Regions from separate parts of the Homo sapiens genome. Here region 1 is linked to region 2. The links are chromatin contacts, found by Hi-C or POLR2A ChIA-PET in ENCODE. All regions are on one chromosome and are shown on one strand. Each heading gives the region's core, a stretch centred on a gene start or an enhancer-like site at or near the end of the contact. The rest is flanking DNA. Distances are from core to core; before and after follow the strand shown.

Region 1 (6,836 bases), core at 1-2,500, 730 kb before region 2:
GCAGCTGGCCCCTGAGACGCCTGCCTCACGACATTGTCCTGTCCCAGGAACTGGACTTTAGGAGGAGGGGAAGCTGGAGGGGGATGCAGCTTGACTCTTGGGAGAGACTTTGAGGTGTCTGGGCACAGGAGTGGGGAGTCCTCCGGGTACCCCATCAGGGACTGCTTCCACTGCTTGTATGGCCTCACCAGCCCAGCGCAGGAAGCCCCCTCTCCCTTCCCAGAATTGACCCTCTGCACCCTCTCCTGGGCCCTCTTCTCACTACCTCCATCTCCACCATGCCCCAACAGAGCCCCTCCCCCAGGCCCCTTTGGCCGCTCTCCACACCCCACAGCTTTCTGTCTGACCTGGTTTCTTAGCCTCTCTGGACCTCAGCCTCCTTATCTGTAAAATGGGAATAAGGATACTACTTCCCTTGTAACGCGGTGGTAAAGTTTAAATAAGCTAAGGAACACACTGCATGTCCTGCGGGCCCTGGCACACCAGACATGCTGACAGACGCTGGCTGCTTTCATCAGCTATGCAACCAAATTCTAAGGGGCCCTTCGTATGTGTCAGGCTGCGTGCCAGGAACCTAGAGGTACCACCGTACCACAGTACAAGATGCTGTGTCTGGCTTCGAAGAGATTTCAGTCTATGTGGAGAGAGAGAAAAGGGAAGCTATCAGCCAATAAAATCGTTTGCAAGCCTGTAATTCAGCAGGTTTTCAAGACCTGTCAAATGCCCAGCAATCTCACTCTGCAACTCTGCCTCTTAAATACAGCATCTTCCGGCCCAGCGTGGGGGTGGCTAAGCCCATCATCCAGATGTGATGAACTGGGGTCTGGGAAACCCACACCGGCCTCATCTGGCTTTTCCAGCCTGTCCTCCCTTCCACACATCAGGCTGACAGCACCAAACACGGCCGAGGCCTCAGCCCTGAGTCTCCCCGCTGCAGAGTGCCCAAGCCTGAGTTCCAGCAGGTTCTTCAGGGGCCGCTGACCAGGGAACACTGCGGTGAGGAGCGAGGACTTCGTCCCCACCCCGGCCCAGGGCAGGGGCTTCGTGGTGAGCCCACCCCACCCCAGAAGGCTCCTGGAAGGGCAGGGCAGACTGGCAGCAAAATCCTATAGGATGGGCCGGGCCAGAGGCAAGGGGTGGCCAAAGGCACCTGTCCAAGAGGTGGGAGGGACCACACCTGGGGGCAGGGACGAGTCAGGCACAGGGAACTCCGCCAGCCTAGAGGATCAAATTCCTCCGGGGTGAACTCTGAGATAGAAAGTTGGCCCGGGAAGCTCAAGGAGGGAGAGCGGCAGAGGGGAAGACTCTGCAATTCTGCTTGCCCCCCACCCCGGCCCAGGCAAGCCACCCTGCCCCCGGCCCCCACCTGCCCGCCCCGCCTGCCCTTCCTCACCCCGGTGCCTGCGGGATTGCTGGAGAGAACGCGGCGATGGAGCCGGGCAGGACCCAGATAAAGCTTGACCCCAGGTAAGTGAGGGCGGCGGGCCCTGGGCCAGTCGCTGGGCAGCGGTGGCCCCTATCCCGCGGCCTGTCCTCTCTCCCTCCCAGAGCCCTTTGGCGGCCGCACTCAGAATGAGACAGGACTGGAAATGCTCTAGCTGTTCCTAGGTCCTCAGGGACAACGTGGGTTTGGGCCAGGGTGTGACACTCCAGGGCCTCGGCCTTGCCCCCCAGCGTGGGGAGAGAAAGGTCGCAGAGCGGGGGCTGTGGAAGGCATTCGCAGAGGAAATGGCAGCATCCCTCAGCAGCAGGGGGCCCGTCCGTCTGTAAGGACTCACCCTTCCTCTGGGATCCTGCTCTTCCTCTCTGGTCAGTCCCTGGGCTGCTGCCCGACCCGCATGGAGAGAATCCACGGTGGGCTCTTCAGGCACGGCAGCCAGGCACAGCCTGGCTAGGTGGCAGCTTGTCTTACTCCCCCACCTGGGCCAGTTCTCCACTCCCTCTAAGAAAAGGGCCCTGAGGCCGGGCGCCTGTAATCCCAGCACTTTGGGAGGCTGAGGCGGGAGTCCAGGAGTTTAAGCCCAGTTCCAGTTTGAGTCCTGGAGTTCGAGACCAGTGTCTGAGCAACATGGCGAAATCCTGTCTCTACCAAAAATATAAAAAATTAGCCGGGCCTGGTGGCGTGCACCTGTAGTCCCAGCTTACTCATGGGGATGGGGGTTGAGTAGATCACTTGAGCCCAGGAGGTCAAGGCTGCCTGTATGAGCCAAGACAGACCACTGCACTCCAGCCTGGACAACAGAGCAAGACCCTGTCTCAAAAAGAAAAAAAAAGAAAGAAAAAGGAAGGAAGGAAGGAAGGAAAGAGAAGGGGAAGGAAGAGAGAAAGAGAAAGAGAGAGCAGAAGGAAGGAAGGAAGGAGAAGGGGAAGGGGAAGGGAGAGAGAAAGAGAAAGAGAGAGTGAAAGGAAGGAAGGAAGGAAAGAAAGAAAGAGAGAGAAAGAGGCCCTGAGGGGAAATGGACAAAGTCCTGCACTCAGGAGTGGTTGAGGGTCCAGTGTGCAACCCTCCCCCTTCCCCCAGCCCCCATGGTTCTGAGCACAGGCTGGTGTCTCGCCAGGTACACAGCAGATCTTCTGGAGGTGCTGAAGACCAATTACGGCATCCCCTCCGCCTGCTTCTCTCAGCCTCCCACAGCAGCCCAACTCCTGAGAGGTGAGTGGGGACCCTCCTCAGAGGGAACTGAGAGGAGGGAAACCAGGATAGCTGAGTGGAGCTGGGGAGAGGCGGCCCTGAGCTGGTGCACCTGGGCAGCCGGGGAGAATAACTGGCCCGGTGTCTGTCATCGTGGTTAAGGCTCTGGAGAAGGGCAATGCCTCAAGGAGTCAGTGGGTCAAAAGGGTAGCATGAGAGCCTGGCTCCGGAGAGCAACCGTCATGTTGGGCCTCCACAAAACTGGCCTCAAAGCTCATTCAAACTGCGGACACTGCGACCTGGGGCGCTTTTTCAGACCCCAGAGCCATCTGGGGACCCAAGATGGTGCCCAAGTGGTCCAAGCCCCATCGGGTCTCCTGGAGGGCTGCACGGCATCCGCCCTGGACCCATGTCACTCTAGAGGGTGGTTACGGTGAGTGACGTGCTTCACACAGGTGAACCAGTTGTATTTGTTTTACGATCCAGCCTTTCTGAAAAACCTTTGTCCTCACTGGAGCATTCTGTTGTCGGGTTTTTGTGTGTGTGTTTGTGGGTATTTGCCTCATTCCACCCCTGAGCTCTCAGGTGGACAGATGGGATTCAAAAACCTGTTCTACAGTGTTTATTGTAGTGGAGTAATTTGTTTGCAATAATAAGTCATAATTGTCCACTGAAGGGGAGGGTGTGGGGATCCCCGAGGCCAGCTCAAGTTCAGCTGTTGGAAGAATTCCTTGACTGGAAATTTTACCTTTGCGTTTTGTCGCTCTGTTTCCTGAAGATAACTTGGGGTGCTCCTGGTCGTCCATCTACTGCTTTGATTCCTTGGATCCCACCCATTCTTTCACTTTAAGAAAAAACAAGTAATTGTTGCAGAGGTCTCTGTTTTGCAGCTTCCCTTTTGCAAGAAGCACTTTTTCCAAATAAAACAGTAATTAAAAAAAAAAAAACATAGGTGAACCTGCAAAAGTCCTCGCAGTGTTGGCCAACAAGATTCTATTACTGAATTACTTTTGAAAGTGAAAGGCATTGGCTGGGAGCGGTGGCTCACGCCTGTAATCCCTGCACTTTGGGAGGCCGAGGCAGGTGGATCACTTGAAGCCAGAAGTTGGAGACCAGCCTGGCCAACATGGTGAAACCCCGTCTCTACTGAAAATACAAAAATTAGCCAGGCGTGGTGGCGGGCACCTGTAATCCCAGCTACTCGGGAGGCTGAGGCAGGAGAGTTGCTTGAACTCGGGAGGCGGAGGTTGCAGTGAGCCGAGATCACGCCACTGCACTGCAGCCTGGGCAACAGAGTGAGTGAGACTCCGTCTCAAAAATAAAAGAAAAAAAAGGAAAAGAAAAAGAAAGTGAAAGGCATAGGATGGGGCTCAGCTTATTCCCCGGACACCAAAAACATTGAGAATCACGGCCCGAGCATGCTTAGAGAAAATGTGACTCACGCCTGCGTTTTATTTTGTTTTCCTGCTGCATACTGACTACCTCTGAAATGTTGGATACAAGTCTGTGTCTCTGTAGCACATTTAACACGTTTCCCAGGCAACAGGAAGCTCTCAGTGTGCGTTCTGTTGCAGACGTGGGCGTGTCCTTGGGCTGTGTAGGGCTTCATTTCAGATGATCTGAACCAGAGCGGTTGCCAACTGCCAGTGTCCGGAGATGCCTGGTGGCCACTCTGTGGTTAGTGGCAGTAGGTGGCTGCTACATCTAGTTCCAGTGAACCTCCTGTTGAGAGAGTGCAGCTGGTGGTACAAGCCTTCCCTTACACAGCAGCTGTCCCCCCAGGGAATATTTGGCAGTGTCGGGAGACTTCCGGTTGCCACACTGGAAGGTGCTACTGGCATCTCGTGGTCAGAGGCCAGGAAAGCTGCTAAACTTCCTACAGGGCACGGGAAGAGCCCCCACAGAAAAGATTATTCAGGCCAAAGTGTCAATAGTGCTCAGGTTGAGAAACCTTGCCTCACGCAATGAAAACGGTTCTCACATTGCTTTGCTTCAGAATGTGCAAACGGAAACCCCAAGGCTGTTCAGAACAGGCCATTCTGAGTCTGCTAGTCCAGCAAGCCTCGCCGCAGGCAGAGTGGGGAGGATTTGGCCAGCGGGCCCTCCTGGGACAGGGAAGCTGCGAGGATGAGTTCGGGGACGCCCCAGGCCCAGGGGAGCGAGGTCTGGCAGGATTCAAGGATCCTGGTGGAAGAGCAGGGGACAATTGAGAGGGCCGGGCAGGAGAGGTGAGGCCCGCTGCGCGCCGGGCTGGCGGAGGAGCTGTGCTTTATCCCGCAGCGAGAAGGAGCTCGTGAAGGCTCTGAGGCTGGGAGTGGCTGGATGAAAGTCGTGCTTCTCGGCCATTCGTTAGTAATCAGGATGGACTGCAGAGGAAGAGGCTTAAGAAGCAGGGATGCGGCCGGACACCGTGGCTCATGCCTGTAATCCCAGCACTTTGGGAGGCCGAGGCAGGCGGATCATCTGCGGTCAAGAGTTCAAGATCAGCCTGGCCAATGTGGTGAAATCCTGTCTCTACTGAAAATACAAAAATTAGCCAGGTGTGGTGGCGCGTGCCTGTAATCCCAGCTACTCAGGAGGCTGAGGCAGGAGAATCGCTTGAACCCGGGAGGCAGAGGTTGCAGTGAGCCGAGATCTCACCATTGCACTCCAGCCTGGGTGACAGAACAAGACTCCGTCTCAACAACAGCAAAAAATAGGCAGGGATGTAAATGAGAGGTCGTTGCCCCGGCCTGCCATGCGGGAAAAGAGTCTGAGGCAGGGCAGTGGCAGGGAAAGAAGAGGAAGGGTTGGGAAACAGGCAGTTCAAAGAAAGAGCAGGCAATCTAGGAAAGACCTAGGCGTGTAAGTGCTGGTTCTGGGCAATGGTGACGGCACAGCCAGAAATAGGAGAAGCAGGAAGAAGTGCCTCTGGGAGGCTGTGGCGAAACTCCTTCCTCGCTTCATTTGTAAACTTTGTTGTTCCTTAATTTTTCTTTTTTTTTTTTTTTTTGAGACAGGGTCTCACTGTGTCACTCAGGCTGGAGTGCAGTGGTGCGATCTCGGCTTACCCCAACCCTCCACCTGCTGGGCTCAGGTGATCCTCCCACCTCAGCCTCCCTAGTAGCTGGGGACCACAGGCACATGCCACCAAGCCCAGCTAATTTTTGTATTTTTTTGTAGAGGTGGAGTTTCTCCATGTTGCCCAGGCTGGTCTCGAACTTAAAATTAAATGCTAAGAAAACTATTTCAGGCCAGTCACGGTGGCCCATGCTGCAACCCCAGGAGGTCGAGGTTGCAGTGAGCTATGATTGCACCACCAGCCTCAGCCTGGGCAACAGACCGAAACCCTGTCTCAATTTAAAAAAAAGAGAGAGAGAAAAAAAAGCTATTATTCTAGAAGAATGATTGAATCAATTTTTTTTTTTTAATTTTAAAATCACGGCTCACGGCAGCTCGAGCTCTGGGCTCAAGTGATCCTCCCACCTCATCCTCTCGAGTAGCTGGGACTGCAGGCACACACCACCATGCCTGGGCTAACTTTCAATTTTTGTAGAGACAGAGTCTGACTTCGTTGCCCAGGCTGATCTCAAACGCTCCAGCTCAAGCGATCCTCCTGCCTCGGCCTCCTGAAGGGCTGGGATTACAGGCGTGAATCACTGCGCCCGGCCTTAAAGCTACTTTTTATTGAACAAATACTACACGCCAGGTGCTTTGCTAAGAAGCTTAAGGAGAGGATAAGTAACCTGTCTATGGCCATAGAGCTATTAGTAAGTGGCATTTTACTTTGTTTTTGTTTGTTTGTTTGTTTGGTTTGGTTTTTTGTTTTTTTTTTTTAAGAGACAGAGTCTCGCTCTGTCCCCCAGGCTGGAGTGCAGTGGTGTGATCTCAGCTCACTACAAGCTCCGCCTCCCAGGTTCACGCCATTCTCCTGCCTCAGCCTCCCGAGTAGCTGGGACTACAGGCGCCCGCCACCACACCCGGCTAATTTTTTGTATATTTTTTAGTAGAGACGGGGTTTCACCGTGTTAGTCAGGATGGTCTCGATCTCCTGACCTCGTGATCCGCCCGCCTCGGCCTCCCAATGTGCTGGGATGACAGGCGTGAGCCCCCCCGCCCGGCCTGGCATTTTGCTTTGAACTCAAGTGTCTGACTCCAGTGCTCTACACTGTGCTCCTAAGCTACTGGAAGCAAATATGCAAGCATGGAAATAATTTTTGGTTAG
Region 2 (6,685 bases), core at 4,155-6,654:
GGTGTAACAAATATGCCTCCCACAAACATGTTAGACAAACAGTGAAACCTGTTCAGATGCCACAATGTGAACATTTCAAGCAGGACATATGCACTTCAGCTCACTTCAGTGCGTTTTGCTTTCATTTTAGATGTTCCTGCAGGTGGAAGATACCTAGCCCTAGCAGAAGTTCAAGAATGGTTGCTTGTTAGAAACGTACAGAACATACCATTTCACGGTTTAAAAAAAAAATTCACCCAAACCGTTGGGTGGTTTTCAGATCCACTTCAAGCCAAGGTTATAGACACAAAGTTATTTACAAAAGAGTAAATACAAATTGCCAAAACACCTGTCATTGTGACTGGAATCCCAGGCAATGGCTGAGCCCAGAGACCCTTCTTGCATACCTGGCCCCCAGATCGCCCACGGCCGTATTGCCTGCCCTCCTTAAAGCCTGCGTCCCAGTCTGTGCGAATGATTCGGTCATCCAGACGCGTCCCATTTATGTACCGCATGGCGTTTTCCGCATCTGCGCGTGAGTAATATCTTAAGTATTAAGGAACACTAGCATTTTTCCAAACATTTCTGGAAATAGGGGAACAACATGTAAATGAAGCTGAGTTGTTAAAAAGTACAAGAGCTAATCCAACCAGATGGAGTTCAAAGACAGTAATTCAGCTTGCCCAGGCCTGTTTGCGATTGGTTTGGAAGCACATAGAGTCAAATATGACACGTATCCATGGCTACACTGATCATATTTCTTGGACATTCCTGTTGATAATTTTTGGTCCCATCATCTCTGTATTTTGGTTTGCAAGTTTAGATCACTGTACACTTCTTATCCAAGAAACCAGTGCTGTATATTCAAGTTAGGTTCTGTACATTCCAAGGCACCCTAATCAAGAGAAGGTCACCGTGCACGTGGAATTGTGCTGCACTTCACTAAAGGAAAGACTCAAGCTGTCACCAAGGTAGCAGTTCCCAAACCTACTTCATCAGAGACCTCCCTTTAATTAAAGGGGAAGACATTTAATCTCAGACAAATAAAAATAAGACAACAGTGTTCTGAATAAACCATCTGGAGAAACTAGTATCTTTGATGTTAGCAAGCCAAAATAAAATCTCTTTTCATTCTAGCATTTGGGAAACCTGTGTATCCCCGAGGCAAGCCTGCAATCTGGGAGAGAAGCCCTGCCTGGGTCCAGTGAGTCAGCATTCTTTTCCTTAATTATGAGCAGAAATCCAGGGATCACCAGACACTTAAGGAAAAATTTCAACCGAAACAAACATAATTCAGGGCACAGGAAAAAATTCAAAAGATATATTAAATTGGGCCTGCAAAATTTCTCAGAATATTAAATTGAATGACCAAAACATACAGTAAAAAGAACATAGGATAAATCCAAGAGGTCCAATACTTAAAAGAGTCTGAGTAAGGGAATTAAATGATCAAAGTAAATAGTTTTGGTTTGTACCTATACAGTCAGGTTATATACATCTATATAATGAAATACTATACAGCTATTTACTTAAAAGTTTTTTTCTTTAAAGATGGGGTCTTAACCCGTCACCCCCGCTGGAACACAGTCACAACTCAGTGCAGCCTTGAAATCTTGGGCTCAACTGATCCTCCTGCCTCAGCTTCCTGAGCAGCTGGCACTACAAACACCAGCCACCATGCCCAGCTGTACAGCTATTTTAAAAAAAGACCTACATATGCTGAAATGGAACAATAAAAAATAAAAAAATGATTTTAAAAACAGCACATGAAATACACTACCGCACACCCACAGGGTTACTTCTTGAAAGACGCCCAAGAAACTGGTAACTGACTGCCTCTGGCAAAGGGCATTAGGGGTTTAGAACAGTACGAGATTTTTATATTTTCACTACATTCTTTGGAATTTTTTTTTTTTTACGTGAAGGGCAAACATTCTTGAAAAACTTTTTGTTAAAGAACCATAAAGCATGGATTTCAGAAGAGAATATAAATAGTATCAGCTTTACAGTATAAGGGCAGAGACACACTGGGTGGAAAGTAGGAGGGAGATGAAGGAAAACGTAGGGACGAGTGCAGGGACGCTTATGAGCTACCACTCTCAGCTCTACCCTGGTTCAGCAGCTACATTAGATCCATGGGAAGGATACTCCACAAAACAGAATCCACATGCTGTTTTCTTCATTTTATCCAGACCCATAATGATTTTCTTTATGTCACCACTTTTGCTGAAGAGTTCATAGATTTGTTCTTCAGTTGTGTAAAAAGAAAGATTTCCAACATATAACGTACAGCTTTTCTTCAGTAATTTTTCTTGTTCTTCATTGTCACCCTAGAATTTCAAATAGAGACAAAAGTTAAGCAACTTCAGAGCCTTGCTTAAATAGTATTTCTAAGTACGGTAGAGACATTCATTAATTCTGGTTTGGAAATCAACTTCTCTCATCCCAGCCTACCAGAAATCCCTTGCCCAAAAAGGGGGATGTCGACCTTCTGTGAAGCACTTATGCGAAGTCCAGACTCTTAGTAGAGACAGGGCTCAAAAGTTATACCACATACAACAAAGTCACTTCTACGCCCGACTGCCACGCAAGCGGCTTCCCTTTTCCCTGCACACACCATATCCTCAGCAGTGCATCCTTTAAACCCAAGTGTAGACTCTGGACCTTGACCCAATATATGACAAAGGGCCCTTTTATCCTTCGTAGTGAAAAATAAGTGGGTTTTCAGAGAGAGAGAGAGTTCCTCTTTAATAACCCCCTAGAGACTGTTGAAAGCCACAACCTTGATGCTTTACGTGCTCATAGATCTTTCTCTGAGTTTAGGGGAAAATGTAGTGATCACTAAAAACAAAACAGAGCTCACTTTCTTAATGGGCTTCCAAATTGGGATGACAGGATGAAGCCAGAGACTTAAGCATATAACTGGGCTTCATCCAACACACCTGACAGACAAAGCCCTGGGTCCAAAATGGCTCATCGGGGTCAGGCGCGGTGGCTCATGCCTGTAATCCCAGCACTTTGGGAGGCTGAGGCGAGTGGATCGCCTGAGGTCAAGAGTTTGAGACCAGCCTGGCTAACATAGTGAATGAAACCCTGTCTCTACTAAAAATACAAAAATTAGCTGGGCATGGTAGCAGCGGGCGCCTGTAATCCCAGCTACTCGGGAGGCTGAAGCAGGAGAATCGCTTGAACCTGGGAGGTGGAGGTTGCAGGGAGCTGAGATTGCACCACTGCACTTGAGCCTGGACAACAAGAGTGAAACTCTATCTCAAAAAAAAAAAGTCCACAGGACAATAGTCATTGTATGTTAAAAAGAGGTTTTCGGAACTTTGGAGTGAGACATTAGAGAAAGTAAATTCCTTTCATTTTACTGCTGTTACTGATTTGTGAACATGGAAAGGAGGCATCTTCTTTTTCTACTTTTCTCACACATGTAAGTAAGATCCAAATAAATAGCCTACAGTTTAAGATAACTGTGGTGTAAGTGCTTAAAGTATATTAATATGGATTCCATTCACAGAATGCTAGAAATTCCACATGACAGTATGGCATTAGCATCTAAAAAAAGCTACAGGTTTAGACTGAGGAGATGAATAATAGACAAAGTCAGAAGGTTCCAGTTTTCATCTCACAGGATGCTTTAAGTTCAAAATGGTCAGGATGTGGAACTGTCTAAAGTAGTAACTAAAAGTGGTAGAAGTGCAAATCATGCCTGGCACTTAGGCATCCCAGCACTTTGGGAAGCCCCAGGCAGGTGGATCGCTTGAGTCCCAGAGTTCGAGACTGGCCTGAGCAACACAGGGAGACCCTGTCTCTACAAAAAATTAGCTGGATGTGGTGGCGCGAGCCTGTGGTCCCAGCTTCTCAGGAGGCTGAGGTGGGTAGGATCACTTAGGCTCAGGAGGTTGAGGCTGCGTGAGCCGTGATTGCGCCACTGCACTTCAGCCTAGGCAATAAAGCGAGACTCTGTCTCAAAAAATAAAATACATTAACTGAATAAATTTTTTTTTTTTGAGAAGGAATATCGCTCTGTTGCCCAGGCTGGAGTGCAGTGGCGCGATCTCACAGCAACCTCCACCTCCCCGGTTCAAGCGATTCTCCTGCCTCAGCCTCCCGAATAGCTGGGATTACAAGCGCCTGCCACCACGCCCGCCTAATTTTTGTATTTTTAGTAAGACGGGGTTTCACCATCTTGGCCAGGCTAGTCTTGAACTCCTAACCTCGTGATCCACCCGCCTCAGCCTCCCAAAGTGCTGGGATTACAGGCGTGAGCCACCGTTCCCAGCCTTGACTAAATAAATCTAAGAGCTTCCCTAATTTAGCGTCAAACAAAATTTCCCTTTCCCTACTCTAGTAACACATTTCACACATTCTCCACACTTACCCTCTGCTATATGCGCCCCTTCCTTTCCCAGTCACAAGGGGATTTTTCCCTTTTCTGAATCCTCACTACAGGGGATTATGAGCTCGCAGAGCGCAGAAACTGTCTTCCCTCTCCCTCTAGGGTTTAGCACAAGGATTTGGCGACAGCACTCGATAAACGTTTACTAAATAATTGGGTTAATGAGTCCCGCCCCGCCAACCCCCAACCGTATTCCATCCCTACCTCCGCTGATACTGAAAAGTCTACTTTGAATATCTGCTGCCTCCCCTTTTTCCACAAAATATACTGTGATATAGTCCGGACTAAAAATTTCCCTCTTCTGAAATCCAGCAATTCTCCGATCTTTACATCCGAACACCCTCAAAGTGCCGAGCTTGGCGGGTCCACCTCCCCACTCCGAAGCTTCCCCGAGGGCGGAGTGAGGACTCCACTTGTGTCTCCCACGCACCGCGTACAGCTTCCGTAACACCATCCTCCCAGAGAAGGGGCCCGAATCGCCGAAGGGCACTGCTTCGCCGATTTAAAAAACAAAGCAAAAAGCCCCGCATCTGCATCAGGAAGGCGCCTCTGCCTACTCTGGGAGAGAGAAGGGCACCCCTCCCCCTTGCTACGTAGTCGTCTGCGGAGGCACAACCGTGGAAACGGGAGCCGCCACCACCACCACCGCTCAAACCTCTCGGCACTGGCTGGGGTACAGGGAGCGGCTGCGAGCGAATGGGATAAGCGAGCCTCCAGTTCCCCGTCTTCCAGAGCAAGTGGCTTCAGTGATATCCAAGCGCCCTTCCAGCACCCATTCCCTGCCTCGCCAGCAGGCACCGGGGCCCCACTTGGCGTTTGCGGATTTCAGCTGAATGGGAGGCGACACAATGAGACAAGAGCAAACCGTTTCTCAGCGTTCTTGCCCAGGGCCTTCCCGTCTCGCGGCCCGGCCTCCCTCACCCGGAAGTGCTGGTCCCGGTACTGGCTCAGCTCCACGTAGGAGTCGCTGCGCAGCGCCTTCAGGAGGCCACCCGACATAGTGCAGAGAAGCGGACCACAATGCGGCGACTCCCGGCACGAGGCTGCGTCCGCGATGGCGGAAGCGGAAACGCGCGGAGGCGAGCATCTCATTGGACCCAATCCGAGGGCGGCGTGTCGTCATCAAGCTGCGCGGGGGCATAGACGTCCGGGTCGGGCGCCGCGGGGCGGAAGACGAGGGCGGCGAGGTCGGGTTCCGGGCGCTTGGAGAAGATGGTGCTGCGGCGGCTGCTGGCCGCCCTGCTGCACAGCCCGCAGCTGGTGGAACGTCTGTCAGAGTCGCGGCCTATCCGACGTGCGGCGCAGCTCACGGCCTTCGCACTGCTGCAGGCCCAGCTGCGGGGCCAGGACGCGGCCCGCCGCCTGCAGGACCTCGCGGCTGGGCCCGTGGGCTCCCTGTGCCGCCGCGCTGAGCGATTTAGAGACGCCTTCACCCAGGAGCTACGCCGCGGCCTCCGAGGCCGCTCGGGGCCACCACCAGGTAGCCAGAGGGGCCCTGGCGCAAACATTTAATCCTGGGCTGTGCGGGGCCGAGGCCGCTTGCTTTTCCTTCCGGGCTCTACAGTGGCATCAATGTGGAGGGGTCATTCCGGGCACTGCGCGCGGCTTCGAATCCCGACTGGGATTGTTGGCCTGCAGACATCCCACGCATAAGAGCCTAGGCCAGACCGCCCGCTCCGTTGAAGTCTTGTGATTGGACAAGACACAGTGTGGAGACAGCCCTAAGCCTAACAGAGATGAAGGTAGGCTGGGTCCAGACACGGCACCTACGGAGAGCCACGGACCGAAGCCAGAGAGCCTTTCCTCTGCAAGTGGGACTGAAACTCTTGACAGATGCTGCTCAATCTGACTGGTATAGCAGGACAGTTAATTCCAGGGACGATATGGATGAAAAGACAACCCTACAGCTGCCAAATTCCTTTGATTAAATGTGTGAGCTGGTTGATAGGCATGAGTGTGATACTTCTCAGGCAAGATGTGTTAAGAATACCGGGGACTGTAGGCCTATGGTAATAATAAACACGTATTTTATGAAATGAGTCTTCTGTGCTGGGACTTGCTCATTGCACTCTATGTGTTATCTCACTCCTTACAACGACATTCACATGAGGAAGCAGATTACTTTTTGGATTTTTTTGTAGAGATGGGGTGGTCTCGAACTCTTGGGCGCAAGTGATCCTCCCGCCTCAGCCTCCCAAAGTGCTGGGATTATAGGCAAGAGCCACTGCGATGGAAACAGAGGCTGCTGCTTAAGTTGCCCAAAGTCTTGCAGAGTGGGATGTGAGCAGAGGCATTTGACTCCAG

The links. A loop is a pair of places that touch in the nucleus more often than their neighbours do. ChIA-PET counts read pairs that join two places held with the same protein, here RNA polymerase II (POLR2A). Pooled maps may share reads with other maps.
Region 1: a pooled map shows a loop between it and region 2 (14-fold over the local background). The contact joins the promoter of SLC51A here to the promoter of NCBP2 in region 2. A Hi-C loop is called at or near these places in 9 of 50 pooled maps. POLR2A ChIA-PET finds 5 or more read pairs at or near these places in 2 of 52 experiments (CD4-positive, alpha-beta T cell and PC-9).

The regions. Positions count from the first base shown.
Region 1 is chr3:196,215,284-196,222,119 of GRCh38, forward strand. It overlaps SLC51A (solute carrier family 51 member A), which reads left to right and starts at 1,251. Exons shown (of 9, transcript NM_152672.6): 1 at 1,251-1,467; 2 at 2,559-2,653. The coding sequence starts at 1,430. LOC105374304 (a long non-coding RNA gene) reads right to left here and starts at 5,108. Exons shown (of 4, transcript XR_001740544.2): 1 at 4,075-5,108; 2 at 3,381-3,476. RefSeq lists enhancers at 3,953-4,102, 4,183-4,362 and a silencer at 4,015-4,309.
Region 2 is chr3:196,937,124-196,943,808 of GRCh38, forward strand. It overlaps NCBP2 (nuclear cap binding protein subunit 2), which reads right to left and starts at 5,405. Exons shown (of 4, transcript NM_007362.5): 1 at 5,303-5,405; 2 at 2,128-2,309; 3 at 387-525. The coding sequence starts at 5,380. It overlaps NCBP2AS2 (NCBP2 antisense 2 (head to head)), which reads left to right and starts at 5,551. Exons shown (of 1, transcript NM_001355243.2): 1 at 5,551-6,420. The coding sequence starts at 5,594. The coding sequence ends at 5,893. It overlaps NCBP2-AS1 (NCBP2 antisense RNA 1), which reads left to right and starts at 2,754. Exons shown (of 3, transcript NR_046630.1): 1 at 2,754-3,004; 2 at 3,851-4,019; 3 at 5,270-5,411. RefSeq lists enhancers at 4,737-5,410, 4,869-5,108, 5,139-5,278, 5,329-5,628, 5,411-6,084 and 1 more.